Regions from separate parts of the Homo sapiens genome. Here region 2 is linked to region 1. A link is a contact called in ENCODE Hi-C data. All regions are on one chromosome and are shown on one strand. The core of a region is the stretch at or near the end of the contact, and the rest is flanking DNA. Distances in the headings are between cores, read along the strand shown. Region 1 holds the start of RABL2A (RAB, member of RAS oncogene family like 2A). Region 2 overlaps LINC02936 (long intergenic non-protein coding RNA 2936).

Region 1 (6,452 bases), core at 817-3,316:
ATATTCTTCATCTTTGATTGTGGAAATGATATAATCAACATAAAAATGTTTTATAGATTGGACTAAAGACCTTTGAGGTCTCTTCACAGGATCCTATCTGGCGGACCCCCAAATCTGCCAACACAGAGGTCATCCGTAAACATGTGCAGGACAGAGGCCAGACAAAACCATCTCTCTCAGCCTCAAAGTGGCCTGGCAGTCACATGTGGGGTCTGGCCTGTGTGAGGAAGTCAGGCTTTCGGCTCCAGGCACCCTACTGCACCGCAAAACCAAGTTCTGCCTAACAAACAAAAAACAGCCTGCTCACTCTCCCTAATATCCCAGGTGGTAACCTAAGAGCATTATGCTAGACACCCCTCCTCCTCCACCCTCCATGTCCAAGCTATCACCAAGGTCCTAGCAATCTTACCTCCTAAATGTCTCCCAAATCCACTTCTCTCCCTTCAATGTCCAGGCCACCAGCATGACTTCTGCATGTGTGTAGCAGCCTCCGCGCAGGACGTAAAGATGCAAATCTAGTCGTAGGCTCTCTGAAAGGAAAATTTTGGGGACCCAAAATTACTAAGCTAAAGGAAAAGTCAAGCTGGGAACTGCTCAGGGCAAACCTGCCTCCCTTTCTATTCCAAGTCACCTATCTCCTCACTAAGATAGGTGCATATCTGATTCCCTGCTTTGGAGAGGCTAATCAGAAACTCAAAACAATGCAACCTTTGTCTCTCACCTACCTGTGACCTTGGAAGCCCCCTCCCTGCTTCCAGTTGTCCCCACCTTTCTGGATGGAAGCAACGTACTTCTTACATATATTGATTGATGTCTCATGTCTCCCTAAAACCAAGCTGTGCCCTGACCACCTTGGGCACATGTCGTCAAGACCTCCTGAGGCTGTGTCACGGGTGCACGTCTTTCTAAATTACCTGAAACCATCTCAGATAGGGTTCACACATCCCTTTCCCGAACCCTCCCAGGAGCCCCTCGTGGGCGCCCAGGTCCTGCCTGCTGTTGTGGCCCAGGCTCACCTGGAGCAACTCGACTCTTCGTTACAGCCTCGTGAACCTTTCAGTTCCTAAAGCTGTCTAGCCTGTGAAAGGAAAATGAATCTGGGGGCCCCAAAATCACTAAGCTAAAGGGAAAAAAGCTGGGAACTGCTTAGGGCAAACCTGCCTCCCCATCTATTCAAAGTCACCCCTCTGCTCACTGAGATAGGTTAATATGTGATAGCCTCCTTTGCGGAGGCTATTCAGAAACCCGAAAGAATACAACAGTTTGTCTCTCACCTACCTGTGACCTGGAAGCCCCCTCCCTGCTTCGAGTTGTCCCGCCTTTCCCGAGGGAACCAACGTTCATCTTACATATATTGATGTCTCCTGTCTCCCTAAAATGTATAAAAGCAAGCTGTGTCCCGACCACCTTTGGCACATGTCAAGACCTCCTGAGGCTGTGTCACGGGCGTGCGTCCTCAACCTTGGCAAAATAAACTTTCTAAATTGACTGAGACCGTCTCACATATTCGAGGTTCACAAGCCCATGCATGGGGACGTCCCCTGGGGTAGCGCCCCTCCTCCACTGAGCTCACTCGCTTCCTCCTTGTGTGTTTTCTTCAGAAGAAATTTCACAGCTACTTGGTCCACACCTGTCTGCCCCACAGGAACCTCTCTTCTCCACAGGCACATGGGCGGCGTACCTGCTGGGCTGTGTGGAGAGGACCGGGTTCCTCTCCTGATTCCTGCTCAGTTAATAACGAATGTCGACAAGTCGAGAAAATTGCTCAAATTTACCCCATCAAAGAATTAAAAACTGGTGAAAGCTTGACCTGCGCCCCCCACCCCTGACGTGCTCACCGCTCCACTCCCTCTAGGCGGGCGGCACCCGCTGAAGCCTCAGTACCACACCCACAGCCAGGAGCCCCAGTCCCGCACTCGGCCGCATGCGCACTCCCTGCGGCCCTCCCGCCAGGCGCCGCGCTGGGCAGCCAGCGCCCCGGCGGGGTCCTTCAGGCCTTCGGCCGGGCAGCCTCCCTCGGGGTCCTTGCGCGGTTGCGTAGCAGCTGCGAGGACGCGGGGCGAGCCGGAAGTGGAGTGCGCTGCGGTGCGAGCTGGGCCGGCGGGGTGGTTCGAGAGCGCGCAGAGTCCAGACTGGCGGCAGGGCCCGAGGGGCCGACCCGCAGCGTCCCTGGTCTCTCCAGCCCTCACTCGGAACCGCACGTGAGGGCAAATCCGCCCCGGTGGCTGGCTTAGCACGCGGGGACAGCCCCTCCGAGGCCTCCCTAGCGGTGTGGGCGAGAGGGCGTCCGGGTCGGGGGAAGCACGGAAAGGTGGCTTCGCGAGGCTGTTGTGGGGGGCGGGACGGGCAGCCTGGCGATGCCTGGACATGGTTGGTGGCCAAAAACATTTATCGAAAGATAGCATACCCACTTAGATGGCGAGGACATCGACAAGCAAGTCTTCGCCCGTAAGCGGTGGCTCACGCCTATAGTCCAGGGATGCCGAGGAGGGAGGATCGCTTGAGTCCAGGAGTTGGAGGCTGCAGTGAGCCGTGATCGCGCCACTGCACTCCAGCCTGGGCGACAGAGTGAGACCCTATCTCTAAACAAAAGAAAGAACGTCTTCAAGCATGGAGCCATGAAGCTGGATTTGGCTTTCTGTCGCTCTCTCTACAGGGTACAGGTGAAAGGGGGCAGACCCCTCATCATGCTTTCCAGGCATCTGCCACTTCCCAGGAATTGTCTCCCTGGATAAACAAGGCGAAGTCCCTGGCTGTGCAGAAGCAGTAGCTGTGTGGTGGCACAGTCAGGAAAACTCGGGGGCCCTGTTGGTATTTTCTACCCCTGACCCGTGTGCATACTTCTGTCGTAGCTCTCACCACAGTAGACTCTGCTATCATTGTGTCTTCCATCCTCTGAACCCTGTGCAAGGTCTGCTCATGGTGAATGCCCAGTAAGGCTCACCTATTGCTGCTATCTCATCATCATATCATTTCTATGTGCCCCCCTAGCTAAGAGTCTGGACTGTGGTTACATTCTCAGGAATGTCTGCAAAGTCATATTTAGGTGTGAGGAGAGTAAAACAGAGCTAGACATAATGTTGCACACAGCCTTTGGCACTGGATGCCTGGTGAATGTCTTGTGCAAATGGGTAACGTGAGGAGCAGCATTTGGGGTGCGCAGGACTTAACTATTTGTGTATAACATATTACTGATGCCTGTGTGTCATCCTCTGCTACTCCAAGTCTAGTAGCCAATTGCATACCATATCTCAGTCTGGCACTGAGGGAAGCAGTCTGGATGGAGGTACAGCTGGAGATTTGGTTGAGGGGACTTATCTCTGACAACAGCCTCTTGTTGATCTTCCCAGACAGTGACAATACCCTCCCCTCCCTTGGGCTGGACCCCTCTCTACAGCTAGGAGCCAATGGCAGAAGACAAAACCAAACCGAGTGAGTTGGACCAAGGGAAGTATGATGCTGATGACAACGTGAAGATCATCTGCCTGGGAGACAGCGCAGTGGGCAAATCCAAGTATGTTGGGAGATTAGGGAATAAATACCAGCCCCAGAGAGGGTCCAGGTCATTTAAAAAGTCCTCCAGAGGCAGAGGAGCATGGCTTCTTGGGGCTGGTGAAGGAGCAGTCTTGGCTGGAGCCCAGATGTTCATGGGGGAACGAGGGGAATCACATGACCCGTTGTGTGTGTCGGGTGGAGGGGGCAGGTCATAAGGACTGAGGAATTTGAATGTTTCCTCTGAGCCCTGAGAGAACGTGTGGAGCAACTGAGGACATTGTATGTGGTTTGTGGGCTGAGGGATGGCAAGGGCGGGGAGTGGGAATGGAAAGACAAAAGTGACTATGCCACCGTGACAGATTGGGTAAAGGTGGTAAAGATGCTTTCTTGGAGGGACTCTCTGAAATAGAGAAAACTGGGTAGAACTGACGATTGACTATAATCATTGTGAAGACTGGCTTCTTCTTGTAATGAATTTCGGTGCCTACATGCCACCTGGAGAGGTGAAGGGAGGCTCTGCCGTGCTGCCAGCTTGTCTCCATGAGACGTCCTAGTTCTCACGCCTAGGACTGCTGAGGGCACATGTCCATTTCCGCCTTCATAGCATGACGGTACACTTGCCCCTGCCCAGAGAAGTGGTCACGTTTATCTCCCAAGTACTCCAGGCCCACCTTGGTTTCTACCTTCATTTTTATAGTCAAGTCCTTTGACTCAGGTAGCTGTGAATAATTCTCTGGGGGCTTTGCTGGTTTTTAGGCCATCTCCATGAATTTGAATTCTCTGTCTCTCTCTCTCTCTCTCTTCCCCACCACACAATCACACACTGCAGCTCTGGTTTAGAATTTTTTTTTTTTTTTTGAGACGGAGTCTCGCTCTGTCCCCCAGGCTGGAGTGCAGTGACGTGATCTCGGCTCACTGCAAGCTCCGCCTCCCGGGTTCACACCATTCTCCTGCCACAGCCTTGCGAGTAGCTAGGACTACAGGCGCCCGCCACCACACCCAGCTAATTTTATTTTTGTATTTTTAGTAGAGACGGGGCTTCACCTTGTTAGCCAGGATGGTCTTGATCTCCTGACCTCGTGATCCGCCCACCTCAGCCTCCGAAAGTGCTGGGATTATAGGCATGAGCCACCGCGCCCGGCCTCTGGTTTAGTATTTTATAGTTACTTTGACCATCCTCAACAGCACGCCTGTACAGTAAAAGTGAGGGTAGGTGTTGTAGTTTGGGAAGGTTACCCAATAAATAATACCCCCTTTATCCCCACTCAAGTTTAAAACAACAAAGAATAGAAATGGCAGGCAGGTGTAGAGCAAATTGCCACTTTAATAACAAACAGAGCTTTCGGAGAATGTATCTTGGTATACCCAGCTCCCAAGTTCAATGCTAGTCTCTTTATATGCCTCATTTCAAACAGTAACAAAAAATAAGAATCCAAGTAGTTAACTTGACGTCAAAGATTACCATAACATTGGCCTCCACAGACACAACAATTAGAAAACAAGCCAGTCTTCATCCACTAGCAGTATCTCAGGCAAAAGGTTGTCCCAGATACAAAGACCATGATGGAAACAGTGCATCTGAGGGAAGGTGAGTGCATGAGAACACTGTGGTTCAGTTTTGATTGGACTCAAGAACTACTGCCAATTTTCAGTATCTCTAACCTATGAATCTAAACTCGGTTGGGCTAAAACACCCATTAAGAGGTTGACACATCAGGCTGTGGTGAGCTATGATTGTGCCACTGCACTCTAGCCTAGTGACAGAGCAAGACCCTGTCTCAAAAAAAAAAGTTAACACTTGTGTTCATCATATCTGAAGGGCGTCAGTTGTACACGGCCTCATTTCTAGATAGCAATGTTGTGGCAGTGCGGCCTTCTTGCAGAGTTCAGAAATTTACCACGGTAGCAGCCCCAGTCACCAGGCTTTCTTTAAGGTGCCTTTTTTTTTTTTTCTCATGCAGCATGTTCATGCTTCTTGATTCCACTCAGGGCTCTGTTGGTGGGCTCTGATGACAGCTCCCCTACCCCCTGTGAACAGGTGACCTCAGACCTGGGCACTGCCTCCTGTGGAAGGCTTTTCCTTTGCTCCTGCACATGCCACCTTCCTGAGCTGCCATTACAGGTGTGAGCCACTGCACCCGACCAGATTTCTTTTGACCCCAGGTGATCATACTGCTTAATAACAAGACATGGTGTTTTTTTGTTTTTTTGGTTTTTTTTTGAGACAGAGTCTTGCTCTGTCACCCAGGCTGGAGTACAGTGGGGCAATCTCGGCTCACTGCAACCTCCGCCTCCCAGGTTCAAGCAATTCTCATGCCTCAGCCTCCTGAGTAGCTGGGATTACAGGCATGCGCCACCATGCCTAGCTAATTTTTTTGTATTTTTAGCAGAGGTTTTGCCATGTTGGCCAGGTTGGTCTGGAATTCCTAACCTCAAGTGATCTGTCTGCCTTGGCCTCCCAAAGCGCTGGGATTACAGGTGTGAGCCACCGCACCCAGCCAACAAGACGTGGCTTTCTGATTCCATCTTTAAGAGTAGTTAGGTCCAGATGTGTTGTCTTTTTTCTTTGATAGCTGTCTAACTTGGCCTTTAGGGTCTTCCATTACCGTTAATGATTGCCTATCATCGTTGTGCAAAGAGGGCAAAGGCACACCCCCCCCACCCAAAACTAAGGCCACATGGTGTGAGTACAGACTAGAGTGATGGGGGAAACTTACAAGCAGAAAGGTCACACCATGTGACTCCCTGGGTCCCAAGCTCTCATTATCCTGAGGGAGTTGTGCTTAGGCCACCAGTGACCAGTGCCTACTCTAAATATTTTTGGGAAAAGAAGACAGGGAACATCTGTGTATGTGACAGTGACAGAGGCAGCTTCCTAGAGCCTCCGGAGGTAGGCCTGCTCTGTTTTTGAGCTCAGGCCTGCCGAGCTGGTTCTCTGCTAAGCTGCAGAACGTTGG
Region 2 (6,437 bases), core at 2,771-5,270, 49 kb after region 1:
GGATGCCTATGACCCACAGAAAGCCACACCAACCACGTGTCCCCTTCCCAGTCTACAGAGCAAATGTCAAGTAACTCGGATGGAGAGGGTAGATCAGGTTCTCACTCTCTCCCATCAAAATTTAGCTGCCTTATGTCCCAACTCCCTACGGTATTCCTACCTAAAAAAAGGAGGGGCAGCTAAGGCATTAATTGTTAGTAATGGCTTAATGGAAAGTCTTTAGCAAATCCATTTGCATTTTAATAGAGGGCTTTTAGGCCTTGGAAGAGAAGTTAGTAATGGGGGATTTGGGGCTTTTAGAGAAATAAATTAGGGCACCCCTGACATTTACTGCAGGGTCCTTTTCCTTGCTGGTTCCTTAAAGCTACGCTGCCAAACACTTCCAGAAGTCTATTGTCGCCTGTGGCTTGACAGTCCTGGTAGAGGTTCCCTATTTTGACTGTGGCAGGCCCCTCCCAAGAGCAACTGAGCTCAGCACAGTTCTTTTCCCCTCCTTCCATCATCCCTCCAGTGACGGGGCACTGAGACTGATGCAAAGGAGAAAGGCAAGGAGAGAAATGATTTGCATCTTAGACTGGTGCAAATTCACACTTTGTGGAAAATTAACAGGTTCCTCACAAGACACCCTCCCCAGCCACCGTGAAACCAGATGCTCCTTAGCCTCCCCAGGGTGAGTCGAATGCGATCACATGAATATTGATATCCGAAACTCCCTAGGCCTAAGCATCCATTTGCCCAGTCAAGAATTTCAATTCTCACAGTTTTTCTCCTCTGCTCCACATATTCCTGGGAATCACCAGGATGTGTCTTACATGTGCCAACAGTGAGCCTGGGCTGCCTCTCACCCTGAGTCTGTGTTGCTGTGGAGGCACCACTCTGCAGCCTTCTTCCTCTCTGCAAGCAGGCTGCTACCCACACTGGCTTGGACCTCTGCCCCAGTCAAGGGGGGCAGAGCTATGACACTAGTCTCAGAGTTTCAACAATGCCTGTTGGAAAGGAAAACCCACCTATTTATTGTATCCTTTCTAACTCACTTAGGAAGGATGCACAACATCTTAAATATCACTGGAGATAAGAAGTCAACTCTGACATGAGTCTGCACAAATAAACCTTATGGAAATAACCCTTATTGTCCATTCATTTCTCCCATATATTTCCTAGGTTTTTCCCCCTCAATTTGCCACCCCTAGAAGCCCAAATGCCTTTTCTTTGTCTAGTCACTTCCCCACAATTTATTGCCCTTTGTTATGATGGTACCGTAAGCCCCCAAATCTCGCCACTTCCTTGAGGTTTTCACTTTTTTTTCTATGAAGGCCCCCTTCCTGTGCCACATACAAATATAAATGTCAAATAAAATTTAAATGATTTTCCATTATTAATCTGTCTTTTGTCAGCTTAATTCATAGGTCTCAGTCACAACATTAAGAGGGCAGAGAAAAAGTTGTGTCCTCCCTCACTATTATCAAGCTCTACTAAAGAATATGGCCTACCCTGCAGGATTCCTTCTTTCTAGGACCCACTGACTCTCTTTTAATCTGATCTTCCATTCAGACTTCCCTCCCAGGCATTGTGGAGTTTCATCTGCAAGCTACTCTCTACACAGTATTTCTGAAAAGGATGGCTTCATTCTTACAAAGTGATGTCAGACTTCTAGAGTGAATTTATTTTGGAGGTGTTCGTCAAGACCAAATGCTGCCAGGGAGCCCCACTAGAGCTCAGACTCATGTCCTCACGCAGGCATTGGAATTGGATTTGTTGTCAATGGCGTTTTACAAAACTCTGATTTTTTTTTGTTTTTGTTTTTGTTTTTTTGAGACAGAGTCTTGCTCTGTCACCCAGACTGGAGTGCAGTGGTGCGATCTTGGCTCACTGTAACCTCCAACTCCTGGGTTCAAGCGATTTTCCTGCCTCAGCTGGGACTACAGCACACGCCACCATGCCTGGCTAATTTTTTGTATTTTTAGTAGAGACGGGGTTTCACCGTGTTAGCAAGGATGGTCTCGATCTCCTGACCTCGTGATCCACCCGGCTTGGCCTCCCAAAGTGCTGGGATTACAGGTGTGAGCCACCGCGCCTGGCCCGCAAAGCTCTTTCTTAATAAAAGCTGAGACTGGTCTCAGAGAATACAACAGCAAGAAGAGAAAAATTCATCCCTGGTTCAAGGACCACACAGGCAGGGATCAAGGTGGAAAGAGATGGTTGTTGGAGAGAATGTCATAGAGACCCATGTTTAACTCATTCATGTCCTCAAGTTGAACAGTGCTTTGTTGTTGGGGGCCGAATGCCTCAGGTCTCCAGGATGTGCAGTTCAGATGCCCAACACTTTCCAGACGGTAGATTAAAAGTCTCTGCTTAAATATTGAGGCTGGTGGTTCTGTTACTGAGAGCTGTACACTTAAGAGCCTCCAACACATGATTGTGGGTGTCCCACAATAAAACACTTGCTGCAATATTCAACCCCAGACTTGGCTTGAAGAGGAAGATCCCTTCTGATGGTGAGGAGGAGGATGCCGAACCATCCAAGGTCAAGGTGGAGACCCTGCATAAGCTGTGCTAGTCAATACAGGCAGGACTCCTTGCACCTCAGATAATTATCTGATTGGGACTCCATAGGCCATAAGTTTAAAGAAGGTACTGCTCAAACCCAAGTGGATCATTTCTTGGGCAAAACTTAAAGACCCAATGAAGTGAAAACACCTATCATTTTGCTCTGGTTATGGGAAAGAGGATATCTCCTGTTAGCATACGGCAATGGTATACCTAGCAATTCAGATACTAGTTTGTCTGGGAGCAGTCAGGAAACATGAACAGGAAGCAGAAGAGTCACCCCATTCCCTTGAATAAATGGGCTCCGATGACCCTGGCGGATGGAGTTCTAAATGAAAAAAACGGAACAATCAGACTGGGTGCCAGATGTCAGCAGTGAGACAGATGGTGAGGCCAGGTAAAGTCAAATGCAGCACCCAACAACCTCTCTCATTCCTAATAAAAAGATAGTAAGGGCTCCTTTGACTCTCAGCTTATAAAGATTAGCCTACATCTGGCAGGCTCTCCAGAGGTGAGATTCTGGGACTCTGAGTCTGGAAAAAACATTACTGGAAACTAGGATCAGGGAAGAAGCTGTCCCCTCTCGTCATCCTCAGCCTTCATTCATGCTGCCACTGTAGAGCAGTCATATAGACTCTGAGCATGACATCCTCAGTGTTAGACAGAGCTTGTCTGGGGTCACAGCATGGTGAGAAAATGAGCCAGAACTGGATAGAGAGGCGCTGGAGAGGACAGAGGGAGAGATGTTGGTTAACACTCAGTAAGGAGGCTGCCCAATCCATACTTGAGCATGCGAAGCCTGGCATCACCTCATCTATAGAAATATGACCCTGGGGACAGAGTTCTGAGACACAGCAGAGCAAAAAACCATGTCGTGTTTACCTCCAAGAAGAAAAGTTTAAGTGAAGTTGGTAGAGACTTTTGCAGGTACTGTGAAGAATACACTAGGGAGAAAGAGAAATAAACATTCTCTGCACTCTCTTGGAGGCTTTATTCTTCCAGATGCTTAGATTGCAAGTAATAATAACCCAGACTACATTAACAGGAAAAAGAATAATGTATTAGCTCATAGAACTGAAAGCACAGGAATAAGTGCCTGTTTCAGGCAAAATTAGATCCAAGGCCTCCAACAATGTTTTCTGGAAATTGTTGCTCTGATTCTGCTTTCCTCTTGATGTGATTTGGATGTGTGTCACTGCCCAAATCTCATTTTGAATTATAATCTCCAATGTTAGCAGTAGGGCCTGGTGGGAAGTGATTTAAATCATGGGGGCAAATTTCTCATGAATTGTTCGGCACAGTCCCCTTGGTGCTGTCCTCAAAATAGTGAGCAAGTTCTCGAGAGATCTGGCCATTTAAAAGTGTATGAAACCGAGACAGCCAAGTGTAAAGGGGTCCCCAGAGAAACTCCAAATGGCCTGCGCACTGGGAGGGGTGCACACTGGGGTGGAGCCTCGGGAAGTTGGTGCTGTTTGCAGCCGGAAGGAGCCTGGCCCCTCCTCTTCCTGGGATTCAGACTGAACGTGGGATTCAGTCTGCGAGGCGGGAAGCACACTAGCAGGGTTCTGGCTTTGTAGAAGGTCCCTGTTAGGGTTTTTTTCCCTTTTGCCCAATAATTTCCATTTATTCTCACCCTTCAAAGTGTCTGCAAGCCTGATCTCTCATGGCCATGTGACAAGAACCCAGCTCTTAGCTGAACTAAGGGAAAAGTCCTACAACAAAACCTCCCTCCCCACTCTCTATCTCTCTTCCTCCTGCTCCAACTATGAGAGAAGCCTGCTCTCCTTTCACCTTCCCCCATGATTGGAAGCCTCCTGAGATCTCCCCAGAAGCTGATGCTGGTGCTGTGCTTAATGTGCAGCCTGAAGAACCATGAGCCAATTAAACCTCTTTTCTTATACATTATCCAGTCTTAGGTATTTATTTATAGCAATGTGAGAATGAACTAATATACTTCTCTATTAAGCTTCATTTTCAGGCAGGCTCCCTCACCCCTTCTGGAGAACATCAGCTACTCTAGGCTTACAGTCTACAGTTTAACAATTCCAGGGAAAAAAACAAGACCCTTTTTCAATATTTCCAGCAAAAGTCCAGGCATTGATACCAATTGGTACAGCTTGGTCCTGTGCCCATCACTGGTTGGGCCAATTACTGTGCCTAGAAGGACATGTGGTCTGATACATTAAGCTCACATCATGACCTCGCCTCTGACACCTGTAGGAGGGATGAGAGCTCCTCTTTATAGGACTGAATTGAGAGTGGGAGGGCTTAGCTCTCCAGAAGAAAACAGGTGCGCTGTTACTCAAAGAAGGAGTGTTGGGAAGGTGAAACAAGTGTTCACTCACCCAGTGGCCTAGGAAGCCACTTCTGCCATAAAATTGCAATACGGGTAAATGCTGGCGCTCTGAACACAGGCAGGGGTGGGCTTGAGTCCTTATGACTTATTAGTATGAGGTCAGTGAATGATTTCACTCCTCTAGGCCTCAGGTTTCTCACTGTAAAGTGAGAATACTGCCTTCTTTGTGGGTATACTGGGAGAGTGAAATGAAACAATATTAAATATTCATTCAAAGCTAAAACTAATAGTACCTTTTCCCAACCTCCCCTAGCAGCTTCAGCTTAGATTAAACTGAAAGTAGATTTTGTCTGCTTTCTTCATAACTATTTCCCTATTCTTTATAGAAAGTAGGCACCCTTGTATACAGTTGCCATAGTGTCAACATTTGTTGAATAAATGAATGAATGATGACAAAATTAATAAATTTCTGGAGAATTCCTACTTTTCAAATATCAGCTCCCAAGCCCTAGCAAACAGAATGAATTATCCCCTCCTGTGTGTCTGCTGGTATTTTTAATTAACTCCTCTTCCAGCTCTTATCAGCCAGAATGTGAACCAGGACTGTGTGTGACTCAACTCAAGCTCCTACTGCCTAGCACCCAGCCTAGTTTATGTTGCTGAATAAAAAAGATCAGCTAGTCCAAACGCCTCACTTTGCAGATGTTCTAATAGAGCCCCAGAGAGGTTAATTTGCCAAAAGCCCCACAGCTTACCGAGTGATCCATGACTTCTAGTCTATTCTTTTTTCTACTTCATACTCAGGACTCTGTTTTTTTCATGCTGCCATGAGCAATGCACACTGCCAGGAATAAAGCGAAGTTCTTGGTCCTCTAGAAAGGAAGGGGCATCTTCAGTATGAAAAGTCATCATCCTTAAAGAGTGGCATCAAGTACCAAATGCAAGTGTAAGGGTCATTCACTTGCTTCATACCACATATAAACACATTTTTAGTTTCAACATTTTTGTTTTTATTTTTGTTTTTGCAACCTTTGCTTCTTTCCAATAACTCAGGCAAGGCTCAGCCATTCCTATCCATCCTCCCCACACTTGCATACCCAATTCCCAACTATGGTTGGAGGAGGCCAACAGGCCTTATTCGGGCTGGAGACTGAATGCTACACCCACAGCAGTGGGTTGTGAACCTCCTCACGCTATGCCATCCCTTTTCTGTCTGAAGGAAGAGGTCCCAGCAGGTACTAAGCTAGCATCTCCCCTTCCCTGACTGCTCCTAAACCCAGTTTCCCAAAATCCACGTACCCTGCCCAGTTAAATTCTATTCAAACAGGATCCACCAGAAACACATTCAAGATTATTTATGGTATTTTCCTTATTGGAGACTATGAAAAGACATTTCTCTTATTCATTTACTAATTCGACAAACATTTTAGCAGATACCTGTACTATGTGCCAGGCACTGAGCGTACGAGAACAAATAAATGAATCATGAAGAATGTATGCAGGGCTAAGGCAACTATGTAATCCCTTAATAGTTTTTGTATCAGAATCCCCAAAGCAGAACTTTCTCATTCACCAACCTCTCCCCCCACCCCTC

Evidence for each region. Hi-C counts contacts between places; a loop is a spot of excess contacts on that map.
Region 2: a map of Right ventricle myocardium inferior shows a loop between it and region 1 (16-fold over the local background). The contact joins the enhancer-like site here to the promoter of RABL2A in region 1. A Hi-C loop is called at or near these places in 1 of 168 maps with a recorded cell type or tissue (Right ventricle myocardium inferior).

Annotation. Positions count from the first base shown.
Region 1 is chr2:113,625,200-113,631,651 of GRCh38, forward strand. RABL2A (RAB, member of RAS oncogene family like 2A) reads left to right here and starts at 2,067. Exons shown (of 9, transcript NM_001306158.2): 1 at 2,067-2,201; 2 at 3,355-3,514. The coding sequence starts at 3,408. It also overlaps the pseudogene RPL23AP7. RefSeq lists a silencer at 1,827-2,136.
Region 2 is chr2:113,672,069-113,678,505 of GRCh38, forward strand. LINC02936 (long intergenic non-protein coding RNA 2936) reads right to left here. Exons shown (of 3, transcript NR_186169.1): 3 at 5,634-5,715. Among named protein-coding and RNA genes, the nearest start is that of LINC02936, 29 kb to the right of the region's middle. Within about 2 kb of position 4,021, at least 4 of the 41 ENCODE cell types and tissues checked have a DNase peak (open chromatin) inside an H3K27ac peak, as active enhancers do.